Linked DNA regions of Homo sapiens: all the other regions are linked to region 2. Evidence: chromatin contacts called from ENCODE Hi-C or POLR2A ChIA-PET data. All regions are on one chromosome and are shown on one strand. The core of a region is the stretch at or near the end of the contact, and the rest is flanking DNA. Distances in the headings are between cores, read along the strand shown.

Region 1 (5,587 bases), core at 2,043-4,542, 300 kb before region 2:
CCCACACCTTGAGCAGTAAAGGTGTTCTGTGATGCCATGAGCCCTCCTCTACTTATATGAATTGTTATGTGATGGCAAGAATCCATCTCTTATCACTATCAATATGTATTGAGTCCTGTCATCCATTCACTCACCCATTTCCCCCAAACCCCATATATTGTATGTCTAAATACGTCAGACCCTAGAGTGTAGAAGAAGAGGTTACTTGTGCCCTCAAGTGCACTGTCAAATGATGGCATGCAACACCAGATGAGATACACCCTAGCACTAAATAGGGTGGTATAGACGGTAGCTGTAATCTTCTGTCAGAGGAGAGGGTGATCTGTCAGGGCTAAAATCATCCTAAGGAACTTCCTGAAGAAGGAGGTCCTTCAGGGCCTGTGGACATAGAGACGAGGGTACACACACCAGGTGGGTGGCACTATTTATGTGAGTGTACCAACGTGAGAATGACAGCACAGGTTGACCAGCAGCCTGGACTGACTAGAGGCCAAATGCTAAGGTGCACTGGGCAATGCAGTTGGGTGAGAGAAAGGGGCACTAGATGCTTACAGGGTAGGAAGGCACGTGAAGAACTATTTGTGTGTTAACATTTTTGAGGACAGGGACATTGAAATGGACAACACTCTGCAAGGGAGAAGAACATAGGTTAGAGCTGTAGAACCCAACTGTTGCTGAAGTCCAGGGGTGAAGCCACGATGGCTCGGTCTGGTCGGTGATGAGAGTGAATAGAGATGGATAATTGGGAGCAAAATGAAGAACTCTTGTGACAAATTAGTGTAGAGAATTCAAGGCAAAGTGAGTCAAACATAAGCCTAAGCTTTGAGCCAGGGGAACAGGGAGAATGGCTATGGGTTGACAGAAATAAAACGTTGGGTGGGGGAGTGGTTCAGGGAGAAGACAAGTTTTATTTTAAGTATGTTGCTTGGGATTTGCCAGAGTGACATGCCAGTGGAAATGGCCAACAGACATTTGTAGATATAGGTCAGGACTTTATGGTCTACGGTTATTTTTTCTCACATTGGGTTTTCTCAGAAGCCAGATGGCTTATTCTGCTAAGTCACGGGGACACTGACTCCAGACCCAACGCCAGGAGCCGGAACACCCTGCATGGGAAGAACCACCAAGCCAAACAAAGGCAGGAAGACTAAATTTGGGACAATCCTGATAATATCCCTTCAACATCTCTAGAATTTCCCCCATCCCTACCTCCGGAAAGGCTGGCCCTTGGCACTAGATAGAAAAGAAAGCTGCTCTTTCTGTCCTTTTCTGCCCCCACCTTCTCAATTATTTCTTTTCCATTCCTTTCTGTGTCCATCACCTTTTCCATGATTTGTCATTGTTGTTTCTGTCTTCCTAGCATTTTTAAACACCTTCTCCTCTCATCTCTCTCTCTGGGGTGGGCGGTTCACAACTTTTAAGCTCACAAACAACAGTCTCAATGAGGCTTCCTGTTAGCCCCTTGAAACAAGTGTGAAGAAATTTTAAAGTGTCAAGATAGAACAACAAACCAGATCGGAAAGCTAAAGAAAATGCATTTCACACATTTCTGGGGGGAAATGATCAGTTGTATTCCGTGGAATAATTAATTTGGTATTAACATTCTGAGGAAAACGGCGTAGCTGTCGACATGAGGAGAACGCTGTGCTCCCGCCTCTGGAGAGCCTCCACATATGCTCCTTTGCAGCCCGCCATCCTCACAGCTACAAGCCCTGCCAAGTTCTTTCTAGAACATAGTAATTTCGCTGACTATTTTTATATTCATATATACTTTCCTTGATATATGGCAAGCTTACGCTGCAGAATTCAGTAGATTTCATGAGAAAGGCATGTGTTTCCATGCAGGACATCCACACTCCTAACCCCCAACTTTCCACCTTCATTCCACCCCTTATGTATCCACCCCATACTCCATTCTCACAACACAAATCTACCATTTGCCACCCCCCACACCCACCCCAACTCATGAGTATTTTCAGGTCTAGTCCATTCCCACCACACAATGGATCTAGCATTTTCCACCCCTCCGTCAACCCAGCTACACTTCTTTCCCATTATAAAATGTGTCTAGCCAGGCACAGTGGCTCATACCTGTAATCCCAGCACTTTGGGAGGCCAAGGCAGGCAGATGACCTGAGGTCAGGAGTTCCAGACCAGCCTGGCCAACATGGTGAAATCCTGTCTTTATTAAAAATACAAAAATTAGCTGGGTGTGGTGGCACATGCCTGTAATCCCAGCTACTCAGGAGGCTGAGACAGGAGAATCGCTTGAATCCGGGAGGTGGAGGTTGCAACGAGCTGAGATCACACCACTGCACTCCAGCCTGGGTGGCAGAGCAAAACTCTGTCTCGAAAAAACAAACAAAACAACAACAACAACAAAGTGTCTAGCATTTTGTCTTATATATCTTAAACATGTTGAATTTAATTAAAGTTTAACTCGAATGGATCATGATAATTCAGAATTTGTGATAATTTTGATAGACTCAGTAGAAGTTACATATAGTGGCAGTAAAAAGGGCTATATGATAATGCTAAATCAAATTTCAGAGGGCAATGTTATAGTTGAGAAAGCAAACTTTTTGAATATTTTAGCAGCAAGTATACATAAGTAGTTTAAGAACTGGTGATCTCTCCTGTCCAAGACTTTTACATGGCAATTTTTTTTAAAGCCTTTTGTTTATTCCAATGTTTCAAAGTACCTGAAAGCAATATAACTTCCATTCTTTTTTATTGTTTCTGTAATTGTATTCTTGCTGTTCCAAATTGTTTACTGAATAAGTTTGAATAATTGGAATTTTGCTTAATCTTATTCTTACTATAGTGCTGTGTTTCCTTCAGGGTTTTTGGGAAAGCCAAATGGAGCTCAGAAAGCTGTATGGACCTCTGTGTGGGTAAGAAGGAAACTCAACGTTTCTATTATGTACGATATTTTCTATTATGTACGATATTTTGATTTTCACGTGTTGAACTGATATAGAAGAAATGCCAAGATTAGGAATGTTGTATGTGTTTCTATTTTTCAAAGGGCCCACAAAGAGGGAGTCCTGCAGTACAGACAAGGCTTCTAGAGAAGACCCTGGGGTTGCCCACGGGGGGACTCTGCTGGCCTGAAAGAGTACCACTTTCCAGCCTTTGCAGCCTTGCTGGGCTGGGCACAGCATCATCTCCCGTTGCTGTGCTGAGGGGTGTTGCCACGGGATGTGGTGGCCTCTTTGCCTCAGAGCACAAACTGTCCAACTTGCCTTGACAGTGCACAGCAGGTCTTACCCCATGAGCATATCTGAACCTTACTCAGACTCGGGTCCTTCAGCCCATGGGGAAAGTGTGCTGCCAGCAACATGACCGTGTAATTTATCACCCAATCCAGTTCCCTTTTGAAAGTGAAAGGAAGTGCTATTAATAATTACCCCAGGATAACCTTATCACCTAAGACTATCCCGGATATGCTGGGGCATATGGTCACCCTAGTTCTTGGCCGTGTAAAGTAATATAGCCCTTCTCTTTATTTTCTGAATTTCTCCTTTGTATGCTCCTTTGTTTCTAAAATTCCAGATTCTGGTGAGCAAACCCACGTTCAGACCACTTACTCTATTCAAGATTTAACAGGCTTGAATTGTATTGATTCTCAACATGTGTCTTTCCACACTGAAGTCCTAATCATTTTAGTTGGTTTTCACGCAGCTTCTCTTCAGCCACTGAGCGATTTTTTTGCAGCTTTTCGTAGACCTCTGGGTCAGCGATCACTTTTGTAGGTGCATTAAAGTTCTCCTGTGTTGCCGACGTACATTCCAATGGGCTCCAGTGATTTGGGGGTCCTATCTCCATAGTATTCATGATGTCTGTTCTCCTGATACCCATTTTTGAAAGGGATTGGCTTGTCCTCTTTATGGAAATGGCCCCTCCTAGGAAGCCCACAGTTTTGGTCAAGTTCTTCTACCTACTTTTTGGTTTGCTACGTGGTCCTGAAAAAGTAATAAATTAAGATGTTAAGATGCTCTCTGTATTAGTCATTGCTGCATAATGGACTACCCCAAAACTCAGTGACATAAGCAACAATTTATGATTTATCATGTGTCTAAGGGTCAGCTGGAGTTGGCTGGCCTAAGCTGCACTTGGCTGGATGGCTCCGCTGGACTTCTGGGTGTATCTGCTGGGGAGGACCTCATGTGGGGCACCAAGGCTCTGCATGTCTCTCATCCTCTTTGGAAGTGTAAGCTCGGCTGGCAGGTTCTCATGGTAAGGGCAAAGACTCAAGAGAGCAAGCCTGATGGTGCAAGAACATTATACATTTCTGCTGAATCATTTCAGCTTATACCCTATTGGTTAAACCAAGTCACACGGCTAAACCCAAGATGTGGGCAGGAGGGCACTGTGGCCACTTTGAGGCCAAAGCAAGACACCTGGCCCAGCCTGACATTGATGGAGCAGGGAGGTGTACTCCTCGGATGGACGAGCGGGGAGGCAAGGCGTGTCTTTAAATAACAAGCAACCCTGCTTCACTCCCTAAGATCTCTTTCAACTTGGCCTTCACTTACTTTTTCATTTTTGCTTTTTGGTGCATAGCTTCTTGCTTTAAGCGTGATAGGTGCTCGATAAAGGCTCAAGAAATTGAACTGTCTACATTTCTCTTACCGTTGTGTGGTTCTATTGCTTTTTGTTTTTGTTTTTTGTTGTTGTTGTTGTTTGTTTGTTTTGCAATAGAGTCTTGCTCTGTCGCCCAGGCTGGAGTGCAGTGGCATGATCTCAGCTCACTGCAACCTCTGCCTCCTGAGCTCAAGCGATGCTCCTGCCTCAGCCTCCTGGGCAGCTGGGATTACAGGCGCCCGCCACCATGCCTGGCTAATTTTTGTATTCTTAGTAGAGACGGGATTTTGCCATGTTAGCCAGGCTAGTCTCAAACTCCTGACCTCAAGTGATCCACCCATCTTGGCCTCCCAAAGTGCTGGGATTACAAGTATGAGCCACTGCACCCAGTCTATTGCTTTTTTTTTTTTTTTTTTTGAGACGGAGTCTCGCTCTGTCGCCCAGGCTGGAGTGCAGTGGCGCGATCTCGGCTCACCAGTCTATTGCTTTTTAAAGGTTCTCATTCCAGCTCTTTCTTTCAAACAGTCTCATTCTGCAGCTGAGTTGGCAATGACTTGGAGACTGTCTCATATGCCTCTGAGACACAGCACTGACTCAGAATGACAGTGCCTTCACCAGAATCAGAAAAAGTCCTGACTGAGTTTGAATTCTAGGAACCACTTTTCTTGAGTGTTTCTTGTACAGATATCCAAAGTAGAGCCTTTGGGTATTTAAAAATAATTTGTAAATGCCAAATTAAGAGTTTAAAGGGCACTGTATGAACTAGTTGTGTGTGTGTGAGAGAGAGAGAGAGAGAGAGAAGGAGAGAGAGAGAGAGAATGACAGAGAAAAAGAGAGAGAGAGAAAAGGAGAGAGAAAGAGACAGAGAAAGAGATAGAAAGAGATAGAGAGAGATAGAAGAGGGGGAGAGAGAGAGAGAGAGGAGAGAGAGAGGTGGAGCGAATTGGTTTCCTTGACAACAGGATATCCAATCAACTTTTTCCTCCAACTTTAACTGAGT
Region 2 (5,499 bases), core at 2,803-5,302:
TTTCTGTACTTTCCGATTTTTCCTTAATATATTGCTTTTATCAACTAAAAAATGCGATTAAAGACTAATAAACGGTGTTTACATTCTAACAGGAAGAAAACAGAAACTCTAATACAATTCAATTAGGGCAGTGAGGCAATTTTGCATATGACGATATAAAAGTATTACAGAAAGACATCTAGCCTGGAGATAAGGGAGCGGGGCCTTATCAGGAAAGACGTTTATAGTGGTACGTCCACCAAGAACTCAGGGAGAAAGAACTGTATCTCCAGGTTAGACAGAACATTCCCGGCAAAATCCTGTTAATTCCTCAACCCATTGCCCCTAGAGTTCAATTATACACTGTACCCTGCCTGGCAAGTGTTCTTTTCTCACTTGCAAAAAGGCTTAGGGAGATGGACAGATGGGAATTGGTATGCAGCTAAAGTTTGACAGCATCAGACCTGGAAGACGCTGGTTCCATCCACCCTGCAGCCTGACAGAAAAGCATCAAGGACAGGTCTTCCTTCCCTGTCACAAGAAATTAGGGCAACAACTTTTCAGATTTCCTTATGTCAGAAACGCCAGGCAGAATAAACTAAAATTTATATATATCAAAATGCACTGATTCCTCAGTTTAAAAAGTCCTTCTACTTAAAGAAATAAAGTTAACAAGAAATTACCCAGGCAATGGCAATTCTCTGTATCCAACCTCCTACTCCTCCTTGCTCCTCTACAGATGGACCACCTCTGGTCCAATGAAATCTAAGCATGGTAAAGATACATCTTAGTCCTTTAGGGGTCAATTCTCATGGAAGCAAATGATATTTGTTTAATAGTTAATATAAAGGAACATTTTGCTGTGTTCCGAAAAACGATCACTCATTTTATGGTACAGTAAACATCAGAGTAAATACCACGGGAAAAACATACAGAGTCCAAATTACCAATACTTAAGAATTAAACTTACTAGGCCGGGCAGGGTGGCTCACACCTGTAATCCCAGCACTTTGGGAGGCCGAGGTGGGCGGATAACCTGAGGTCAAGAGTTCGAAACCAGTGTAGCCAACATGGTGAAATCCCGTTCCTACTAAAAATACAAAAATTAGCCAGGCGTGGTGACGGGCACCTGTAATCCCAGCTACTCGGGAGGCTGAGGCAGAAGAATCACTTGAACCCGGGAGGCGGAGTTTGCAGTGAGCAGAGATGGCGCCACTGCACTCCAGCCTGGGTGACAGAGCGAGACTCCGTCTCCAAAAAAAAAAAAAAGAAAAAGAAAAAGAATTAAACTTAATAAAAAGATACTGCTTTTGTAGGGCAGGACAATATAGCTAAATTTTCTAACTTTTGACATCTGAACCACATAAGTTTCAAGGATTGATGGTCAAAAAGACCCTGGGCTCAAAAAAACCTATTTTAGACTCACTTCCACAGATATAAAGTTACACAAATTTATGTGTCAAAGCAGAGAGGGCATATTTGTTTTGGCCTTGCTCTCCCTCCTTCCCGTAAGCCCTCTGTATTTCCTATTTCCCTATTTACAAGTGTATACTTACATGTATTACAAAATTCTCCATCAAATACCTGGGGCTTTTCATGGTTATAGTGTTAAGTGACCTAAATTAAGATAAATACAATTCTAGTCTAAAATTTGGTAGCCTATCAAATCCGCATTGCATAATGAGACAAGTTTCTTTTTTCTTTTTTTTTGAGACGGAGTCTCACTCTGTCGCCAGGCTGGAGTGCAGTGGCGCGATCTCGGCTCACTGCAACCTCCGCTTCCCGGGTTCAAAAGATTCTCCTGCCTCAGCCTCCCAAGTAGCTAGGGTTACAGACATGCACCACCACGCCCAGCTAATTTTTGTATTTTTAGTAGAGACGGGGTTTCACCATGTTGGGGTTTCACCATGTTAGCCAGGATGGTCTCGATCTCTTTACCTCGTGATCCACCCGCCTCAGCCTCCCAAAGTGCTGGGATTACAGGCGTGAGCCACCAAGCCTGGCGAGACAAATTTTTATGCAGTTTAAACCGCCTCAAATTTCAAAAAATAGTTCTTTGAAAAAAAATAAGCATTTACATAATCACCAGGGATTCTGATTTTATTCTATATAGAACCTAAATGTTCGGATAATCTTTATTCTAGTTGCGTAGAATATGTTATGGAAACAGGATGTGGAAATAGAATTGGATATACAAGACTGCTAAAGATTATACGAAACGAGGACGCTGCCTTTCTTTTAAAGTGATAATTTACTGTGTCTTGTTTTCTGTTGTGAGAATCGGCTAGCCTGAAAACTGATTAAGTAAAACTGTACTTGAAAATTAAGTAAAACTTAACTACACCTAGCACTAAACACTGCAAAGAACATTGTGATTTACATGGTTTTCTCTCCCTGGACCAGTAGAGGGAGACTAAGACATCTGGCCTGGTCTTGTAGTGTTTCTGTAAAATTGGGGAGGGGGGGAGCGGAGGCTGTATTTAAATGTCCTGCTGTCAATCAAAAGACACTTCCTACAATCACAGTCACCATATCTGCTATTACTCGTGAGCGTGCTCTCGCCAAGAGACAACACCAAACGGGGCCCGGGAAACCGGCTTCAACTAAAGGTGACCGCAGGCTTTGCCACAACACCCAAATAAGGACTTTGGGAGCCCAACCCCAACTAGTTTCTTTGTTTAAATGCCTGTGAATCCCTCCCACGCCGGAGTCAAGAGGCTGTGGCGCCGCCCTTTATTAGCCTCACACTTTGATTACAAAACACACGAGTCGGCGGCCTGGCTGCGGAGGCGGCCCGAGCTCTCAAACGTCAAACCCGGAGCGCGGCGGCGGCTGAATCAGAGGGCAGCGTCCGCCGCCGCCGCCAGCCGGCCCCGCAGCGTCCGCCCGGCCGACTCAAGTTCGCCGGCACCGGCGCCCGGGCACAGCCGCAGGCGGTCCCGGTGTCGCCAGCTTCGAGCGATGGCAACTGCACTCTTTGTAAAGTTTAAGCCGCGGCGCGAGGGCAACGCAGGGGGTCCGGAGAAGCGTTCCCTTCGGGCCGCCGCAACCCACTCCATCTGCCCCAGTCCCGGCGACCCGGGTGTGTGCGGGGGCCCAGGACCGCGACCCGGGTCAACCTGCCGCCCGCCGGGGGCCCGGCCCCAACTTCCCCGGCACCTTTCAAGTCCCCGAGAGCGAGTGCCTCATCTGTTGCTCTGTTTACTCCGCGGAGCCCCGCCGAGCTGGCTGGCGCGGTCGCCTCTCCGGCCCGCCGCTGCCCCCGTCCCACTGGCCCAGGAAGTTTGATAAAGACGGGGAAGGGGGCGCGACAGGGACCCGCGGCGCGGAGGAGACGCGGGGCCGGGGCGACCCCATCGCCGCCCGGAAGGAAGGCAGGCGCGTCGGCCGGCCGGGCAGAGCGGCGGGGCGGCCGGCGACTCCGGCCGGAGCCCCGGGCGCGGCGGGGCGGGGCGGGGCGGCGGCGGCCCGGGCTGGCGAGGGGCTGCGGACCCGGCCGGCGCTCCGCCCGACGCCCCCGCCGCGCCCGCCCGGCCGCGTCCCCTCGCCCCAGGCTCCCCCTGCCAACTTATCCGCCGGCCCTCTTTGTTCGTGTTTGTTGTGGCGACTCTTCGCCCGGGCCAGGCGAGCCCACCGGCTCCCCTCTGGAGCCCGCCCGGCGAACCCGGGGCACCGCGCGCCCCACTGCCCGGCCGGGGGGCTAGGCACCGGGGCCCCCTGAAAGCTGGGCGCGGCGCGGCGGCCCGGCCCGAGGGAGGCGCGGGCGGCCGGCGGCGGCGGCGGTTGGTCGGTGGCCGGCGGTGGCGGCTGCGGGGCTGGAGGGGGTTTATTTACCTGCCGTGGAACCAGTCCTTGCAGATATCGCACTCGATCATGAAGCGGTTCACGTCGTACGGCTGCCGGCACACACAGTACACGGGCGGGGGCGGCGGAGGCGCCGAGGCCCGGCCGGGAGCCGCCACCGACACGGCTGCCGCGGCGGCTCCAGCTGCTGCTCCCGCGGCCACCGCCGCCGCCGCTCCGGCCATCTTTAAAAAACACACACACGCTCGCTCGCTACTCCGCTCGCCGACTGGAGCGAGCGCAGCCGCCAGCCAGCGCCGCCTCCTGCAGCAGCCGCGGCGGCGGCGGCGCCTCAGTGCGCGCGCGCGAGGCCGCGGCGGCTGGCGGAGGGGGAGGAGGCGCGCGCGACGCGCGAGGCCCAGACTCGGCTGCTTCCGGCGCTCGGCGCGGGGCCGTGCGTCTCGCGCACGTCTCTGGCGCCGGCGCGCGCTCCCCGCTCCTCTCCGCGACGGCCGGGCGGAGGGAGCTGTTGAAGGGCACGCAGGCGGCTGCGGGGGCGGAGGGAGCTGAGGCCCCGTGAGGACACGCGCGGTGGTGGCGGTGGCGGCGGGCGCGCGGCCGCAGCCGGAGGAGGACGGCGGGAGCGTGCGAGGAGCTGGCTCGGTTATTTCGGAGCGAGAGCCGAGGCCGGGGGAAGTTCCTGCGGAGTGCTCAAGGGCAGAAGAGGTGCCGCGTCCCGAAGAGGGGAAGCGGAGAAGTTTGCTGCTGCCCGGGTCGCCTCGCGACGCTGAGAGAATCGCCCAGCCCTCCGCAGCCGCCCAGCGAGAACCGGAGCTGCGGCCCCGCACCGGCGTGAGTCCAGCTGAGCTGACACGCCGAGCCGGTTGTGCCTTTCCGAGGGAGGAATGTGCCGTGGAATCCAAACTTTGGAAAACGTCCCACCCGAATTCCCAGCGAGCAGCAAGGAGACCAGAGCGTCGATGGAGCCACCGTTAGTTGCGGGAGGGCTGTCCCCAAGAGGAATTCATCACTGTCGTCCGCTGGGAGGGACCAACCTTGAAATGGGGTTGGTGGAGAGAGGGATAGAGAAGAGCCGGCGTGCTTATAAATAACAAAACTTAGCTATGAACCCTTCCGATTCCCAAGTGGGGAAGATGGGGTAAAATTCTAAGTGACTTCTCGCTCCGAAGAGGGATACCACAAAAAGCGGAGCGCAGGGTACTTGGCGTATAATAAGCCATCAATAATTTATGGGTGAAATTGAGAGCCAAATATAAGATGATAAACTGAAGAATAAAAACAGCTGACAAATACTGTATAGAAAAGATTGCGTTGGAATCATAACTGTGGATTGGAAGTGATGTTAAGGATTATTGGATTGAGTATTTGTAGCTGAATTTCTGCTGGCATTTCTATCAGTGGGGAAAGCCCTCACAGCTCCATAGGTAATTTTTGTTAGGGGAGGAAGAAGTGTTGTTCTGTCACCCACCCCCAGGCAAAGAGTCGCTGATCTAATTCTCCATTTCTTTCTTTCTTTCCTTTCTTTCCTTCCTTCCTTCCTTCCTTCCTTCCTTCCTTCCTTCCTTCCTTCCCTCCCTCCCTTTCCTTTCCTTTCCTTTCCTTTCTTTCCTTTCTTTCTTTGAAACGGAGTTTCGTTCTTGTTGCCCGCGCTGGAGTGCAGTGCAGTGCTGTGATCTCGGCTCATTGCAACTTCCACCTCCCGGGTTCGAGGGATCC
Region 3 (5,777 bases), core at 3,278-5,777, 340 kb after region 2:
CAGCCTGGGCGACGAAGCGAGACTCTGTCTCAAAAAAAAAAAAGTAAATGCATGTCACTGGGATTTGTTGTACAGATCATTTCATCTCCCAGGTACTAAGCTTTTTTTTTTTTTTTTTTTTTTTTTTGAGATGAATCCTCACTCTGTCGCCAGGCTGGAGTGTAATGGCACAATCTCAACCCACCACAATCTCAGCCTCCTGGGTTCAAGTGATTCTTGTGCCTCAGCCTCCCGAGTAGCTGGGAATGCAGGTGTGCGTCACCACCCCTGGCTAATTTTTGTATTTATTTTTTCAGTTTTAGTAGACATGGGTTTCATCATGTTGGCCAGGCCAGGCTGGTCTCTAACTTCTGACCTCAAGTGATCCACCTTCCTTGGCCTCCCAAAGTGCTGGGATTACAGGTGTGAGCCACCACACCCAGCCCTCAAAATGTTTGAAGAAAGTTTAGGAATTTGTGTTGGGCCACATTCAAAGCCGTCCTGGGTTGCATGTGGCCCATGGGCTGTGGGTTGGATAAGCTTGGTTTAAGCGTTTTTCTCCGCAATCTCTCCAGCATCTGTTATTTTTTGACTTTTTTTTTTTTTTTTTCAATTGAGATGAGGTCTCGCTCCTCTGCCCAGGCTGGTGTTGAGCTCCTGGCCTCAAGTATTCCACCTGCCATGCATGGCCTCCGAAAGTTCTGGGATTACAGGCATGAGCCATCATGATTGGCCGACTTTTTAATAATAGCTATTCTGAGAGGTGCGAGATGGTATCTCATTGTGGTTTTGATGTGTGTTTCTGTAATGTTCAGTGATACTGAACTTTTTCTCATATGCTTGTTGGCCGCATGTGTAACTTTTGCTTTTCTTATGAACCTTTGCACAGGTCTCCGGCTTCCACTCATCTTGTCCTTCCCAAAGCCCACTCCCACAGCTTGCTTGGCTCCTCAGGGTCTTTGGGGCCTGCCGTGTACCGCTTTGGATTTGCTTTTCAAGCCTATGCAAGGTATCCAGAGCAATGGGACTTAAAAGAAAAAAGACCAGGTCAGGCGTGGTGGCTCATGCCTTTAATCTCAACACTTTGGGAGGCTGAGGCAGGAGGATTTTTTGAACCTAGGAGTTCAAGAACAGCCCTGGTGGTTGGTGGCTTACGCCTGTAATCCCAGCACTTTGAAGGCTGAGGTGGGTGGATCACGAGGTCAGGAGCTCAAGACCAGCCTGGCCAAGATGGTGAAACCCTGTCTCTACTAAAAATAAAATTAGCTGGGCATGGTGGCAGGCGCCTGTAATCCTGGCTACTCGGGAGGCTGAGGCAGGAGAATCGCTTGAACCCGGGAGGCAGAGGTTGCAGTGAGCCGAGATAGCGCCACTGCACTCTAGCCTGGGCGACAGACTGAGACTCTGTCTCAAAAAAAAAAAAAAAAAAAAGAACAGCCCTGGCAACATAGTGAGATCCCATCTCTACCAAAAAAAAAAAAAAAAAATTCTATTTACCAGCTTTGATATGCCTGAGGGTGTGACCCCTGTGGCCCTGGATGCTGTCACTCGTTTCATTGATATTCCTTTTTTTTTTTTTTTTTTTGAGACAGTGTCTCACTCTGTTGCCCGGGCTGGAGTGCACTGGCGTGATCTCAGCTCATTGCAACCTCTGCCTCCTGAGTTCAAGTGATCCTCCCACGTCAGCCTCCTGAGTGGCTGAGATTACAGGTGCCCGCCACCACACCTGGCTAATTTTTGTATTTTTAGTAGAGATGGGGGTTTGCCATGTTGGCCATGCTGGTCTCGAGCTCCTGACCTTAAGTGATCCACCCACCTCAGCCTCCCAGAATGCTGGGATTACAGGCGTGATGTTTTGTTTTGTTTTGAAAGTCACTCAGGTTGCTCTGTCACTCAGGTTGGAGTGCAGTGGTGCAATCTCGGTTCACTGCAACCTCTGCTTCCCGGGTTCAAGCAATTCTCCTGCCTCAGCCTCCTGAGTAGCTGGGACTACAGGAGTGCGCCACCACGCCAGGCTAATTTTAAAATTTTCTGTAGAGATGGGCGGACCCACTATGTTGCCCAGGCTGGTCTTGAACTCCTGGTCTTAAGTGATCCTCCCACCTCAGCCTCCCAAAGTGTTAGGATTATAAGCATGGACCTCTGTGCCCACCTTCTTTTTTTTTCCTAAAAGAAAACCATGTTTATTTGAGAATAGCCATTGCAATGGTAATACACAGGACATAGTAAAAACTATGTGCTGCATATTCAAGGAGGTAAAGGAAGACAGGGTTTTTAAAGGAAAAGTAGGGAGGATCACATTGTTTTGAGATCATTATCCTTGGCTACAAGGATCCATAACAAGGCTGGCGCCAGTCTGAGGCTGGACAGGCAGTTGCTGGGCAGATGTCCTCACACAAGTATTTTGTGTGTCTGTGTGGCTCCATTTTGATTCTGGCAACTTTCACATGGTCATTTGTGAACGTTTGTTAGGCTGTACACTAATATCTGTATGTGTATTTTTAAAGTATGTATATTTTGGCAGGGCGTGGTGGCTCACACCTGTAATCCCAGCACTTTGGGAGCCAAGGCGGGCGGATCACCTGAGGTCAGGAGTTTGAGACCAGCCTGGTCAACATGGTGAAACACCGTCTCTGCTAAAAATACAAAAATTAGCCAGGTGTGGTGGCGCCCGCCTGTAATCCCAGCTACTCAGGAGGCTGAAGGGGGAGAATCGCTTGAACTCGGGAGGTGGAGGTTGCAGTGAGCCAAGATCGTGCCGCTGCACTCCAGCCTGGGGGACAGAGCGAGACTCCATCTCAAAAAAAAAAAAAGTAAATAAATTTAAAAAAAAGTATGTATATTTTACTTTAAGCAAAAATGAAAATTAAGATGGGGCAAGTGTGCTAAGATACTTGTACAAAGATGCTGTTTTCGATGTTATGATGTTAAAAACTGGAAACGTCCTGCATGTATAAAGAGCCAAAGGCTGATGAACTAATAGCTTTTAGTATCCCCACAGAATGGAATATTATGCAGTCATTGGGAATGTTGATAAAGATGTACATTTATTTGCTTGGAGTTATTAAGTAAACAATATAATGCGAAATAAGTTAAAAAAAGAAAGTATATTCCAAAAAGTGTCCCTTTCTGGGCAATATACAAATATGCAGACTATTAAGAAAGTTGACTAGTCTGAGGAGCTTGCTAGATACATATATTCCTGAGCCCACACACAAACTTGACTAATCCAAGGAGCTTGTTAGATACATATTCCTGAACCCCCACACTCAAGGATTCAGGGATTCTCATTCAGGCATCCCCCTAGTCCCCACCCACACACACCCAGCCAGAGTTTTTTTGAGAAGGAGTCTTGCTCTGTTGTCCAGGCTGGAGTGCAGTGGCATGATCTCGGCTCACTGCAACCTTCTCCTCCCCAGTTCAAGCGATTCTTCTGCCTCAGCCTTCCAGGTAGTTGGGATTACAGGCACGCACCACGATGCCCGGCTAAGTTTTTCTTGTATTTTTAGTACAGATGGGGTTTTGCCATGTTGGCCAGGCTGATCTTGAACTCCTGACCTCAGGTGATCCACCTGCCTGCCTTGGCCTCTCAAAGTGCTGGGATTATAGGCATGAGCCATTGCGCCCGGCCAGGCAGGTTAATTTTTATGCACAGCCTGGTTTCTACCATTCTGGGAGCATCTTTGAGAATTTGATGTAAACTGTGGATCTTCACCTCTGAAAAAGTAATGGACACACCAAAGCCTGGGTAGAACTTGGAGGGGCGAGGGGGTCCATAACTCCAGCTAAGAGGAAGGATGAGAGGTCACCTCCCCTCATTTTCCTCATTTCTATTTATCCTCGGAAGGCCCCTTGCTCCCGCTCCCTAAAGGTTGAGAACCCCTGCCAGGCAGTATGGCCCCTCTGGGCCATTGTTGAGGTCGGCGCCCCTCCCTTTTGTGTTTCTGTGAGGGTCGCTGGTGAGAGCTGAGGGCAGGGGTCACCTGGTAGTGGCCCTGAGGCTTGCTCTGAGAACCTGCCTCAGCTGTGTTCGGGGCTTTTCCTGCCTCCCCGCTGTCCCTGCTGTCCCCACTGTCCCCGCTGCAGGACAGCTCTTAGGTCGCCCTGAGGTTTTTGGCCTTCTCCACACCCTCCCTGCTTCTGGTCCAGAAAACGCAAGCTGCCTCTCTGGCTGCACACGGCTCATGACGCCGCCCCAGCGTTCTCACCCTCCATCTTGTTACCATCAGCCGCAAAAGGTCCCCCCGCCCCCCACCGTGTACAGGCAGTGCACATCCACTATTGCATTAATGCTGCTCTGGGCCCCTGGAATGAGATGGGAACGGGGTCAAAGTTGTGGCTATGTGTTGGAAGGTGGGCCGTGAGCAGTGTCGTAAACTTGAAGACCCCTAGAACAGTTTACTGACCTCTTTTTGTGTGTGTGCCTCTAAAAGCCAGGGACTACTCAGGCAGTGGACAGTTCCATGGCTTCTTCTAAGAGAACAAGGCAGTCAAGAAGAGTCAGGTCCATTTGGGAAGAGAGACGTCCATGGCCTCGGCCACCAGGTGGCATCACTGTCCCTTCTGGAAGAGCAGCGTGTCTGGGAAGCCACATCCGTCTACAGCTCCCGTTCCTCCCTAGCCTCCACTCTAGGGCAAGGGCCCAGCCTTTCACTAGGAGGCCTCACTCCCTGAACCCGAGGCACCGGCTCCGCCTCCTCCCCTCACAGTCCTCATGTGTCGTCAGTCCCGCTCCGAGGAGCACCTCATTTCTGTTGCCCATCACCACTCCTCTTAGCTCCATTGCTGAGCGGCCGGATGGGACGAACGAGGGGAACGTGTAGGGCAGGACAGGCTCCTCTTGGCCTTGGCATAATAAACAGAAAACCCACACATTTTTCTTACTTTTAATATCTAAGATAAAAAAAAAAACCCAACCACCAAAACAACCCATTTGCATGTCGGCGACACGCCTGGTCTCGGGCTCCCTTTCTGGGGCTGTCCTCCCAGGCGGCTCCCAGGTCCTCATCCAGGGAAGAGCCCAGCCTCGGCCAGAAGCCACCGCGGCCTCCAGTTCCGCACCGTGACAACCTGGGACCCAGCCTTTCAGAAAGGCCACCAGGAACTGTTTTTAAAGCATAGGGCTGCACTAGGAGGAAGTTTTCCCTTGAGGCTGAGAGTTATTTCTTGTGGAGAAATTTCATTTTATTGCCTAAAAAAAAGGAAAATGAGAACATTTCACAAGGCAGACAAAGGAGGGTGAGATAAATCTTGCCCTTTCCACCCAGAAGTGGTGCGGGTAACGGGGCCCCCACGCCACCCCAGGGAGCCTCATCCCTTGCTCTGGAGAAGCCAAAGGGGCTTTGTTCTTTCCAGAGATCCCCGTGGGGTCTTCCTCAGACTTGAGGGGGTTTGAAAGGAAGACCATCAGAGCTGTCTAGGAGGGCTGGCTGCTTCTGTGGTAATAAAGGAAGCACCGAATTAACACATCCCTCAGGAGCCAGGGGAGGAGAAAGTGCCCAGCAATGCTGTGTGTATTTAAAACACTCTGCTTCCAGGTAGCCCTCCGTCCTGCAGGAGGCACAGATATGGCGCCCTTCACAGGCCCTCTGGGAGGGCCTCACTGCTGCAGACACCTCCCTACTGGGGCCTCCGTCCTCTTTTTTGGCTGTCTTCATTCTCCCTTTCCCTTTAAGGGCCTTTTCACTGATTAAACTACAGTCCTTGTAAGTGTCACGTTTCTACTTTCCAGAGGAATTTGGACACCAGTGCGAGTCTTTCTTGCCAGACGTCCTTGTCTGGTTCCCGCCATGCTCCCT
Region 4 (5,448 bases), core at 781-3,280, 500 kb after region 2:
TTCCCTTTGGTTCTTCGAGGTTATACAACATCCCCACCTGCCAAACCTCATACCAAACTCCTTCCTATGTTTAGGGCTTTATTTGGCCCCCTCCTCTAAGGCTTTCTCTGGCCTTCCCTTCCTCTCCAGGGTAGTTGCATGCTATGTGTGCCTCTGGTAATCTTTTTTTTTTCATGGCTTTTTTTTTTTTTTTTTTTTGACAGAGTCTCCCTCTGTCGCCCAGGCTGGAGTGCAGTGGTGCCATCCTGGCTCACTGCAACCTCTGCCTCCTGGGTTCAAGCCATTCTCCTGCCTCAGCCTCCTGAATAATCTGGGACTACAGGCATGCACCATCACACCCAGCTAATTTTTGTATTTTTAGTAGAGATGGGATTTTACCACATTGGCCAGGCTGGTCTCGAATGCCTGACCTCAAGTGATCCCCCCGCCTCGGCCTCCCAAAGTGCTGGGATTACAGGTGTGAGCCACCGTGCCCGGTCATTTCTTGCATGGCTTTGCCACACTTTGAAACTGCACATTTTGATTTCTTATCATGGGTGTTTTTTTAAAAAAAATTGAAATTGCACATTTATATGTTCCCATGTTGGGTCCCCCTCATTACGTATTCAGCCAGTAAGGGCAGGATATTTGTGTCCGCTTTCCCAGGGTCCAGCACATGACCTAGCTTGATCAGTACATATTATTGAGCCTCGACAAATATGAGATTGGGCTCAAGAAATATTTATTGGGCTCAGTGAGTATTATTGAATGAATGAATATGGCCTTTCCGGAGCCTTTCCCCAAGGTCCAACACAATTGCCGAATTAATGCAGCCGAGGACACAGCATCCAGTTCCTACTCCTGCAGCCCAGTTACCCCCATCCAACACCACCCCCCTACCCAACCCCCGCTGAAAAGCGGACCTGTGTTCAGAACCTGCCTTCATACTTTTCAGCCATGCTCTTTGGAATAATGAAAGATACGAAGAAGTCAGTGGGAAGATAGACATGGGGAGGGGGACATAGAGGGTGCCTTTGCGTTTTGCTACCCAGGACCCAGGACTCAAGGGCAGGGTGGTCTTGGCCTGGGGTCGCCGTCCTCTTTAAGGGGCGGGTCAAGGGACCCTGGCTGCCCGGGCCTCTGCCACCGACCCTCTGCTCCCTCCGACCCTCACCGCCCAGCACCCAGCCCTCTGCCCCCACCGGCCACCCTGTAACAGCCCAGCGGGTTCACCTTGCCTGCTGCCTAGACAGAGCCGATTTATCAAGACAGGGGCATTGCAATAGAGAAGGAGTAATTCACACAGATCAGGCTGCGCGGGACACTGGGCAGAGTTTTTAAGGACAACTTGGTGGGTGGGGGAAGGCCAGTGAGTCGAGAGTGCTGATTGGTTGGGTCGGAGGTGAAATCTTAGGGAACTGAAGCTGTCCTCTTGTGCTGAGTTAGTTCCGGAGTGGGGGCCTAAGATCAGATGACCTGGTTTATCGATCTGGTAGGTGTCAGTTGATCCATCAAGTGCAGGGTCTGCAAAATATCTTGAGCACTGATCTTATTAGCAGTTTAGGGAGGGTCAGAATACTGTAGCCTTGCTGCCTGACTCCTAAATCATACTTTCTAATCTTTTGGTTAATTTGTTAGTCCTACAAAGACAGTCTATTCCCCAGGCAAGAAGGAGGTTTGTTTTCAGAAAGGGCTGTTATCATCTTTGTTTTAAACTATAAAGTATAAACTAAGTTCCTCCCAAAGTTAGTTCAGCCAACGCCCAGGAATGAACAAGGACAGCTTGGAGGTTAGAAGCAAGATGGAGTTGGTTAGGTCAGATCTCTTTCATTATCTGTTATAATTTTGCAATGGCGGTTTCAACCTAGTGGCCGAACCCGTCCCATCCATCTCCCGCGCCCCTCCGCTCCACCACAGCCCTCGGTGCCTCGGTTCCCTGCACCTGCACTCCCGCCCGCCCCCGACGCTCCGCCCCCGACGCTCCGCCCGCCCTCCACGCTCCGCCCCGCCCTCCCGGCCCCCGCCTGCGCCCGCGCCCTGGGCTGGTGCCCGCCACCCCAGCGATCTCATACTGGCCCCTGGGCGCACGGTGACCCTGCGGCTGCCCGGCCCCTGCCTCCGCCCGCGCGGCCCCCTCGCTCAGGTCGCGGGCGCCCGGGGCCTGGCTTCGCGTGGGTCCTGGCTCCTCCCGTTCCGCAGTTGGTGCCGTCTGACAGCCCCTTCCGCGCGGCGCGGCGCGGCGCGGCGGGTGTCGGGCGGGGCGCGGGCCTCCGGCCTGAGGCCCGGCGAGGTGCTGGAGGGAGCGGGGCGCGGATCCGGCCCAGATGGGCAGCTCCGTCCGCGGGGTCAGGGCCGGGCTTCGGCTTCACCGCAGCCTCGCCTGAGCGGGCGCCTCTGAAGTGGAGGGCGGGCCGCCTGGGCCGCGGGCCTCGGGAGGATGGTGGCGCCCTGGCGCGTCTCCGTCAGGGTTTGCCTGTCGCACCTGAGGTGCTTCGAGCTCAGACAGGGACTCAGCCTCCTGAGGCCCTCCGAGTGCCCTCGCGATGCCAGGCTCTGCTGGCTTCTGCTGGGCACTTTGCCCAAGGTCGTCTCCCTGTGCGGGGACGTGGGTGAGGGGGCCCCTGACGTTCTGAGTCGGCGAAGGGTCCGCTGCAGCGGGGCGGCTGGCGCGGGGCCCGCGGAGAGCCTCCCCCGAGCGGGACCTCTGGGCGGCGTCTTCCTGCATCTCCGCCTCTGGCTTCGCGCCGGCGCTCTGTTGGTGAAATTCTTCCCCCTCCTACTCCTCTACCCCCTCACCTACCTGGCTCCCAGCGTCTCCACCCTCTGGCTCCACCTGCTTCTGAAAGCCACCGAGACCTCAGGCCCAACCTACATCAAACTGGGCCAGTGGGCCAGCACCCGGCGCGATCTGTTTTCGGAGGCTTTCTGTGCCCAATTTTCCAAGCTGCATGTCCGAGTGACGCCCCACCCGTGGACTCACACTGAGCGCTTCCTTCGGCAGGCTTTTGGGGATGACTGGGGGAGCATCCTCTCTTTTGAGAACCGGGAACCTGTGGGCTCAGGCTGCGTGGCCCAGGTGTACAAAGCATACGCCAACACTGCCTTCCTGGAGACTGACAGCGTCCAGAGACTTGGCAGGGCCTCCTGTCTGCCGCCCTTCTCACATACTGGGGCAGTCGGTGGGCTGAGAGAGCTCTTTGGATACCTTGGAAATGGCCGGAAACCTCCAGAAAATCTCGCAGACCAGTCGTTTCTAGAAAGGCTGCTCCTCCCTAAAGCTGACCTGGTTGGATCAAATGCAGGGGTGTCTCGGGCTCAGGTCCCTGGCCACCAACCTGAGGCCACCAACCTCATCTCCGTGGCAGTGAAAGTAAGTGTTGTGAGAGCTCACAGCTCACCTACCCACTGAGCTATCCCAGATCAGAAACAACCGCCATGCAAATCGCCCCCACGTTTATTTCTATTTGCCTGACCAATATCTGAGTGCTTATTTCATGCAAGCTGTTTCATTTATTGGCTTGAAGTGGCGGTGTGAATAGTCTGATAGAGGAAAATGAACTGAGTCTGGAGTGAACTAACTGCTTGGGTGTCGGGACCACATCCTCTTTTCTTTGATAAGAAGCCACCTGGCTCTTGCTTGGATGGTGGGACCCAGCCCTGGCTGGGTAAAATGTGTCCAGCAGGTTTCTCCTGTCTCACGGTTCCTCTTTCTGACAGGTGTTGCACCCTGGCCTGCTCGCTCAGGTGCATATGGACCTGCTGCTGATGAAGATTGGCAGCCGAGTCCTGGGAGTTTTGCCAGGCATCAAGTGGCTTAGCTTGCCTGAGATTGTGGAGGAATTTGAGAAGCTGATGGTCCAACAGGTGAGTTCTCCTCCCCTCAGCTGTAAATAGCACCTAACATAGTTCTTGCCATTAGCTGCTACTTAGTAAATGTTGAATGAATAATTTTCTGGTATGTCATAACTCATGTGATGTGTTAGAGCTGGTAACACTAGCTGATAAAGAACATCCAAATCTCAGTGGCTTAATGCAACAAATTAATTTTTTGCTTATATCAAAGTTCTGGCCGGGCGTGGTGGCTCATGTGTGTAATCCTAGGACTTTGGGAGGCTCAGGCAGGTGGATCACTTGAGGCCAGGAGTTCGAGATCAGCCTGGCCAACATGGTGTAACCCTGTCTCTACTGAAAATACAAAAATTAGCTGGGCGTGGTGCTGCATGCCTGTAATCCCAGCTACTCAGGAAGCTGAGGCATGAGAATTGCTTGAACCCAAGATGGAGGTTGCAGTGAGATGACATCATGCCACTGCACTCCAGCCTGGCGACAGAGTGAGACTCCATCTCAAAAGAAAAATAAAAACAAAAAACAAAGTTCTATGCAGGTGAACTGAGGCAGAGAAAGGGAGCTCTTTATTTTATTATTTTAAAAACAGAGACAGGGTCTTGCCATTGTTGTCCAGGCTGATTTTGAACTCCTGGGCTCAAGCCATTCTCCCTCCTCGGCCTTCCAAAGTGCTGAGATGACAGAACTAAGCCACCGTACGGTCAAGAGAGGGAGCTCTACTCCCTAGTTTCAGGGGACTCAATTTCTTCCCAAGTTTGGCACTGCCTCCTTCAACATGTGTCATCTGGGGTCAGTGTGGATTGGAGGCAGAGGCCATGCAGGGTCATGTAATAAATTTTGTGGCCAGGCCTGGAAGTGGCAAACATCACTTCTTTCCTGTTCACTGATCAGAGCTGTAACTGCCTGGGCCCAGTGTAACTGTGAGCTTGGGAAATACAGTCTTCCTTTGTGACAAGGAAATGATTCTGGTGGAGAACATCTAGCATTATTTCTGCCATAATCAATGACTCCAGAGTGAGAAAATAATTAGCAAAGTCACATACTGTGCCTTTGTTCTGCTTTGATTCCAGGGCAATTGAGTCAACAAGGACCTCCTTCATGCTCAGGGCCCTTGGGACCTTTGTATAAGGATACAGACTTAGCAAACACACTGGGGTGGTCGGGGCTCCACTTAGGTACCTGTTGGCTCCTTGTTGGGTAGTGCAGGAATTGGGAGGTTTTCAGAAGCAACCTGCCGAGTATTTGTTTGGAGGCTCTGATTTAAGATTTTAAGTCCTAGGGATTCATTCCAATGTTTAGAAAGTCTCTTAGTCTGTTCGGACAGAATCCCATAAACTAAGTAGCTTACATACAACAGAAATGTATTTCTCGAGGTTCTGGAGGCTGAAAATTCCAGATCAAGGCATCGGCAGATTCGATGTCTGGTGAGGCCCCACTTTCTGGTTCATAATTGGCACCTTCTGTGTCATCACATGGTAGAAGGGGTAAGGGGTCTGTCTTGGGTCTCTTGTGTAAAGGCGCTGATTCATTCATGCAGGCTCTGCTCTCATGACCTAATCACCTCCTAAAGGCCCCATCTCCTAATACCATCACCTTAGGGCTTAGCATTTCAACAAAGGAATT
Region 5 (5,377 bases), core at 1-2,500, 500 kb before region 2:
GTTCAAGCAATTCTCCTGCCTCATCCTTCCAAGTAGCTGGGATTACAGGCGCACGCCACCACCCCAGCTAATTTTTTTGCATTTTTAGTAGAGACAGGGTTTCACCATGTTGGCCAGGCTGGTCTCGAACGACCTCAGGTGATCTGCCTGCCTCGGCCTCCCAAAGTGCTGGGATTATAGGTGTGCGCCACTGCACCCGGCTGAGAATCAAGTTTTAATGAAGTGACTTTAATGCATTTATGAGAAATGGTCATCACTAAAATCTAAGCCTTGAATGTGATAGTTCAGATTCAAGGCAAAGAATTTTTTAATTCCTCCCATTTGTTTGCTACTTATACCTCTGGTTTAAAAAGATACATCTGAAGTTTAACATTATATGATTCTAGATTTTTATAAAAGATTTTTATGAGTTTCTTATAGTTTATGTCTATAGCTTACTCATTCATTGTTCAATATTTATCTAGTGACCACAGTGTATGCTGAACACTGATTTAGATGCTAAAGATAATGCAGGGAATAAAACAGATGATTCGCCTACAGATGACTCCCTGCCCTCACGGAATTTACATCTACCTCATAACACTTGAAGATAAGTAGAATTGATTAGCTAGTGATTTAGTTACCTGAAAATCAAATGCTACATTTATGTAAGTTGGCATGAAATTATAAAATATCTTTCATAGCGAGGACCAGTCAAGATGATAAAAACTACTGGGTAAGTTCTAAATATGTCATACCAAGTAACCATTAACTATTTGTAAAAAAAATGGTCAGTTTAAGTCTTGACTTAGAACATGAAGACTTCAAAAAAAATAATTACAAGTAACTTTTTTTTTTGAGATGGAGTTTCGCTCTTGTAGCTCCAGCTGGAGTGCAATGGCGCGATCTCGGCTCACTGCAACCTCTGCCTCCTGGGTTCAGGTGATTCTCCTGCCTCAGCCTCCTGAGTAGCTACAGGCGCTGCCACCACGCCCGCCTAATTTTTTGTATTTTCAGTAGTGATGGGGTTTCGCCATGTTGGCCAGGCTGGTCTCGAACTCCTGACCTCAGGTGATCCACCCGCTTCAGCCTCCCAAAGTGCTGGGATTACAGGCATGAGCCACCGCGCCTGGCCACAAGTAACATTTTTATTCACTTCTGGTGATTAATTAGAATCACTGAACCAGAATCATAGTTTATTTAATCATCGCAGGTTGTCTTCTACATGACTACCTCATCTTTAACTTCTGTATTAATAAAGAATTTGCACTTTCACTATTCTCAGTCATGGTATGACTCAATGTTTTAGAACTTAGTATCCTCCTTGCAAAAAGTAATGCGAGCTGGAACAAAGCCCATAAGGTAACATTTACCACCTGGAACAATCAAAACAAATATTTTAACAGCAATAGATTTGTGGAGGACAGAAAGTCCTAGTGGCTAGAACAGTGGTGATTAGAAAAGCAGTGGTTAGAACTTTTTTTTTTTTTTTAATGAAAAAGATGGGAGGGAAGATGGCCACTAAATTGTATTTGAAACCAAAAGAAGTGACCCATCTGCTCTGGGGCCCGTGGAGAGAGAAGAGAGTGCAGATTACGAACTGGGAATGCAGAAGACAGAAAGATGATCAGCTGGAAACAAACTGAAGGAGTGTGTTGGCTAGCAACACATAATGAGAGTAGGGGCAGGCTTCTGACCTTGATGGTGGCGGAGCCGCATTCTCTCGCATAATCTGTCAGTTCTCTCTCTCTCTTACAGGAGACCAGCCTGTCTGGGAAAAAGTCACTTAGCTACCAATGCCTCTGAGCATACGGCCAAATTCCCCCAACCTCCTCTCTGATCAGCTTCTGCCTCTTTTTGTAACACTAAGTGGGTTGGGGAAGCCCCTGGAGGCTGAGGGCTGTCATAGGCCATCTGTGTGAGGACTCCCAGGGGCTGAGGGAGCTGTGAGGAGGGACGTAGAGACTGGGCTGACACCAGGTGCTTACCATTATCATGTAAGTTCTCTAACTGTTTCATGTGGGGTCTTCCCTATCCTTCTACCTACAGTGATGGTAGGTAACCTGAAGAAGTCTGACTTTTTAAAATTGGCACAGAGCAAAGCCCATTCCTAAGGAATGTTAAAAAATTTGCTGACTTTGGACAGGGCGTGGTGGCTCACATCTGTAATCCCAGCACTTTGGGAGGGTGAGCCAGGTGGATCACTTGAGGTCAGGAGTTCAAGACCAGCCTGGCCACCATGGTGAAACCCTATCTGTACTAAAAAAAAAAAAAAAAAAAAAAAAAAAAAAAAAATTAGCTAGGCAGACTGCAGACTACGCCTGTAGTCCCAGCAACTCGGGAGGCTGAGGCAGAACAATCGTTTGAGCTGAGGAGGCAGAGGTTGCAGTGAGATGAGCCTACTGCACTTCAGCCCGGATGACAGAGTGAGACTGTCTCAAAAAAAAAAAAAAGAAAAATTTGCTGACTTTTGGCTGGAGATTTTAATTACAAATATAGTAGAGAAGTTAAGATTAATATATAAAAAAGACGGTGCCAATAACTAAATGTTGTGCGGCACTTTTTAGTTTATAAGGAATCTTCCCTACATCATCTCATTTGGTGCTCAGAGCTGTGGTGGGGAAGGCCTCTCATCAGCTCAGATTTGACACACCTAATGTGGAGTGAGGTGGGTGTTTGGTTTTTCAATCTTTTAATTCTTTTCCATTATTCCACACATAAAGCAATAAGAAAAATTAAATGCTAAGCCGTATGGTATTGATTAGGTAAAACGGTGACTTAAAGGAGAGCTCGGTAGTGTCAGAAGAGCGCAAATCCATCCTGGGGATGAGATGCGTGCTGAGCCTGAAAGAGCAAGGTTTTAAACGGAAGGCCTTCCACCTGTGGAGAGGGCAGGAAGAAAGGCATGAGGATGGGAAGCAGACAGGCTACGTGGGAAAGGCGAGAACAGATTCCAGGCAGCATGGTGCTAGCCCAAAGCAGCAAACCTGGCATGGACCAAATTCTGGCTCCTTTCCACGAAAGGAAGAAAAATGAACACAGTAATCTATTAATCAATTAGTCTTCTGTTTTCGACTTCAATTCCCAGAGCTAATTAATCACTTCATTAAGTAGGAGATTCTCTCTTGGTTTAGGTCATTAATGAATATTACTAAGTAAAGCCTGGTTTATATTTCTAAAACTTTTGCATTTCAAACTCCTGGTAGCGCTTACGATGAAGATGTAAAAGAGGTGCCACATATGGACTGGAGGTTCCATCCCAGCTGCCGCTTCCTGCCATCCACCCTGGCTCTTCTCTGGAACAGCCATCTCCGGACCTGTCCTGGAAGTTCGCACACTTCTGCATTTGCCTTTGTCATCGTAAGGCTAATGCTGGGAAACGTGCTCACGTCTTGATTGTATTTATGCTGTGTCTAATTTTAGTTCTATTGTACCAAAATGACTGACATGGGTTTAATTGCTTGATCCAATAGATGCTGGTGCATCAGACCAACAGAAGCTTGCTCTTACCGTTATTAACCTGATATATTCTGACTAATTCACAGAATGAGGGAGAGTATGTTTTCTTCTTACAGCACATCCTGCTCAGTGACTGTGTCATCACCAAACATTTAAAAAGAGTCCGTTATGTTAAAAATATTATGCTAACCACCGAGAACACAAAGAGGTGTGGACACAGTCACTGACCTTCAGGGTACTGACAGGTTGTGCAACAGGTCACTTTACAAACAAGACCAGAGGACAGCATATGAAAAACAGTGAGCAAGGCCACAGGTACTAGGCGCTTGGAGTCTGGGGCCCCAGACTTGCTTCCATATTTAAATGTCGGCACTCACTTTGCTGCCAGTGACTCTCATCTTATTTCTCACATGCGGACTCGACACAGCATGAGGGGCAGGCAGGTGGGGAGGTGGCAGCAAAACAAGAATGCATGGTTCTGACCTCAAGAAGCCTGAGAGTTACTGTGGAGAAAAGAAAAAATAATCTGAAAACAGTTACAAAGTTGATGTCAGCAAGAACCAGACACCATGCTGTGAGTTATATGTTTGTGCAAAGATCACCAGAGAGGAAGTTAGCATGTGACCGATTGGGTGGGGTTGACCTGAGGTTTCTGGAGCTGTGAGGTGGACCCCCAATCTAGTGACATGAACTGGGACTGGGAGAAGGACAAGGCTTTCTGGCCTAGGAGGTAATACTTGCCAACCCCAACGCTTAGATAAGACTCAAAATGATGCTCTTTCTTCAATGATGCCTGAACAGATGGCTGTAATATACTCCTAATTGGTTTTCTCATACTTGGTCCCTTTCCCAAAAGCTCCAGTCCACTGAATCATTCTCATGTCAACTTTCCTAAACCTTACATATCTCCAATCAGGTCAGTCGTCTCCTGATCAAAAGAGAACCAAGTATGCATCGTCACTTTGCAATGGGGCCCCCTAAGGTAACTGCGCTCATTTTTGTTCTGTGCCTCTATGGCAGAGTTCAGCAAACACTTTCCATAAAGAAACAAATACTAAGTCTTTTCGGCTTACCAGGCTATCTATACACCGCAACTCCTCTCTGCTGCATCTACTCATCTCTGCTGACGTGGCACAAGAGTTGCCAGAGACCACAGGTACATGAATGGATGTGGTTGGCCTGTGGACCCTAGTTTGCTAACCCTGGCAAGGGAATCCCTGGGCTCACCCATGCTGAACTTCTGGTTGCCCTCCTGCGGGTGTCTGAGCCTACACAATAGTCTCCTTACCAGAAGTATCCTCACATCCATCACTGACAGTCAAGAGCCCTACACTTTCCTCTGCCCGCCTCACAGATTTCCATCACATCTTTGTGCTCACCCAATGTGATCCATTTAACAGATATTTGTTGGTTACCCACCATGTGCCAAGCACCTCCCAGATACTGGGTATACAAAGTGAATGACAGCCCTTTTTCTGTGAGCACTAAGATCTAGTAGGGAAGAACAAACAGATCTGTTTATTTGGTTCAACAGACCAAAGCTAGATATGAGTCCCCCTTCTTCCAACATGCCATAGCACTTCTTTTCTGCAATGAAACACTCAGTAGGCATCTCTGGAGAGCAGGTGAAGTGCTCAGAAGGTACCCCACACAGTTCCTTGTACACAGTAGGTACTCGAAAAACATGTACTAAACTGAATTAAACTGAAATTAATAGTGCCATACATCTAATTGACAAATGAACACAAGTATTAGAACCATAGTATTTCTTTTTTTCTTTTTCTTTTTTTTTTTTTTGAGATAGTTTTGCTCTTGTTGCCCAGGCTGGAGTGCAATGGCATGATCTCGGCTCACTGCAACCTCCGCCTCCTGGGTTCAAGTGATTCTACTGCTTCAGCCTCCCGAGTAGCTGGGATTACAGGCATGCACCACCACACCT

Evidence for each region. A loop is a pair of places that touch in the nucleus more often than their neighbours do. ChIA-PET counts read pairs that join two places held with the same protein, here RNA polymerase II (POLR2A). Pooled maps may share reads with other maps.
Region 1: a map of natural killer cell shows a loop between it and region 2 (3-fold over the local background). The contact joins the enhancer-like site here to the promoter of KDM7A in region 2. A Hi-C loop is called at or near these places in 1 of 168 maps with a recorded cell type or tissue (natural killer cell). POLR2A ChIA-PET finds 5 or more read pairs at or near these places in 1 of 52 experiments (activated CD4-positive, alpha-beta T cell).
Region 3: a loop to region 2 is called in a pooled map, with 2.2 times the contacts of the local background. The contact joins the enhancer-like site here to the promoter of KDM7A in region 2. A Hi-C loop is called at or near these places in 1 of 50 pooled maps. POLR2A ChIA-PET finds 5 or more read pairs at or near these places in 4 of 52 experiments (HEK293, IMR-90, Panc1 and 1 more).
Region 4: a loop to region 2 is called in a map of B cell, with 24 times the contacts of the local background. The contact joins the promoter of ADCK2 here to the promoter of KDM7A in region 2. A Hi-C loop is called at or near these places in 5 of 168 maps with a recorded cell type or tissue (B cell, CD8-positive, alpha-beta T cell, OCI-LY7 and 2 more), 5 of 37 single-sample maps with no recorded cell type and 15 of 50 pooled maps. POLR2A ChIA-PET finds 5 or more read pairs at or near these places in 1 of 52 experiments (CD4-positive, alpha-beta memory T cell).
Region 5: a loop to region 2 is called in a pooled map, with 4 times the contacts of the local background. The contact joins the enhancer-like site here to the promoter of KDM7A in region 2. A Hi-C loop is called at or near these places in 7 of 50 pooled maps. POLR2A ChIA-PET finds 5 or more read pairs at or near these places in 2 of 52 experiments (activated CD4-positive, alpha-beta T cell and activated naive CD4-positive, alpha-beta T cell).

Annotation. Positions count from the first base shown.
Region 1 is chr7:139,872,744-139,878,330 of GRCh38, forward strand. It overlaps TBXAS1 (thromboxane A synthase 1), which reads left to right. Exons shown (of 13, transcript NM_001061.7): 3 at 2,842-2,894. Among named protein-coding and RNA genes, the nearest start is that of TBXAS1, 46 kb to the left of the region's middle. Within about 2 kb of position 3,293, at least 6 of the 41 ENCODE cell types and tissues checked have a DNase peak (open chromatin) inside an H3K27ac peak, as active enhancers do.
Region 2 is chr7:140,172,931-140,178,429 of GRCh38, forward strand. It overlaps KDM7A (lysine demethylase 7A), which reads right to left and starts at 4,053. Exons shown (of 20, transcript NM_030647.2): 1 at 3,814-4,053. The coding sequence starts at 4,007. It overlaps KDM7A-DT (KDM7A divergent transcript), which reads left to right and starts at 4,331. Exons shown (of 1, transcript NR_024451.1): 1 at 4,331-5,499. RefSeq lists silencers at 2,782-3,061, 3,072-3,251, 3,892-3,991, 4,032-4,461 and an enhancer at 3,686-4,609.
Region 3 is chr7:140,513,569-140,519,345 of GRCh38, forward strand. It overlaps DENND2A (DENN domain containing 2A), which reads right to left. Exons shown (of 20, transcript NM_015689.5): 20 at 4,852-5,170. The coding sequence ends at 5,139. Among named protein-coding and RNA genes, the nearest start is that of MKRN1, 37 kb to the left of the region's middle. Within about 2 kb of position 4,528, at least 11 of the 41 ENCODE cell types and tissues checked have a DNase peak (open chromatin) inside an H3K27ac peak, as active enhancers do.
Region 4 is chr7:140,670,915-140,676,362 of GRCh38, forward strand. ADCK2 (aarF domain containing kinase 2) reads left to right here and starts at 2,031. Exons shown (of 8, transcript NM_052853.4): 1 at 2,031-3,349; 2 at 3,697-3,843. The coding sequence starts at 2,417. RefSeq lists a silencer at 1,966-2,425 and an enhancer at 5,281-5,448.
Region 5 is chr7:139,671,646-139,677,022 of GRCh38, forward strand. All of the region lies in intron 2 of HIPK2 (homeodomain interacting protein kinase 2), which reads right to left. Among named protein-coding and RNA genes, the nearest start is that of HIPK2, 100 kb to the right of the region's middle. RefSeq lists a silencer at 1,111-1,260. Within about 2 kb of position 1,251, at least 5 of the 41 ENCODE cell types and tissues checked have a DNase peak (open chromatin) inside an H3K27ac peak, as active enhancers do.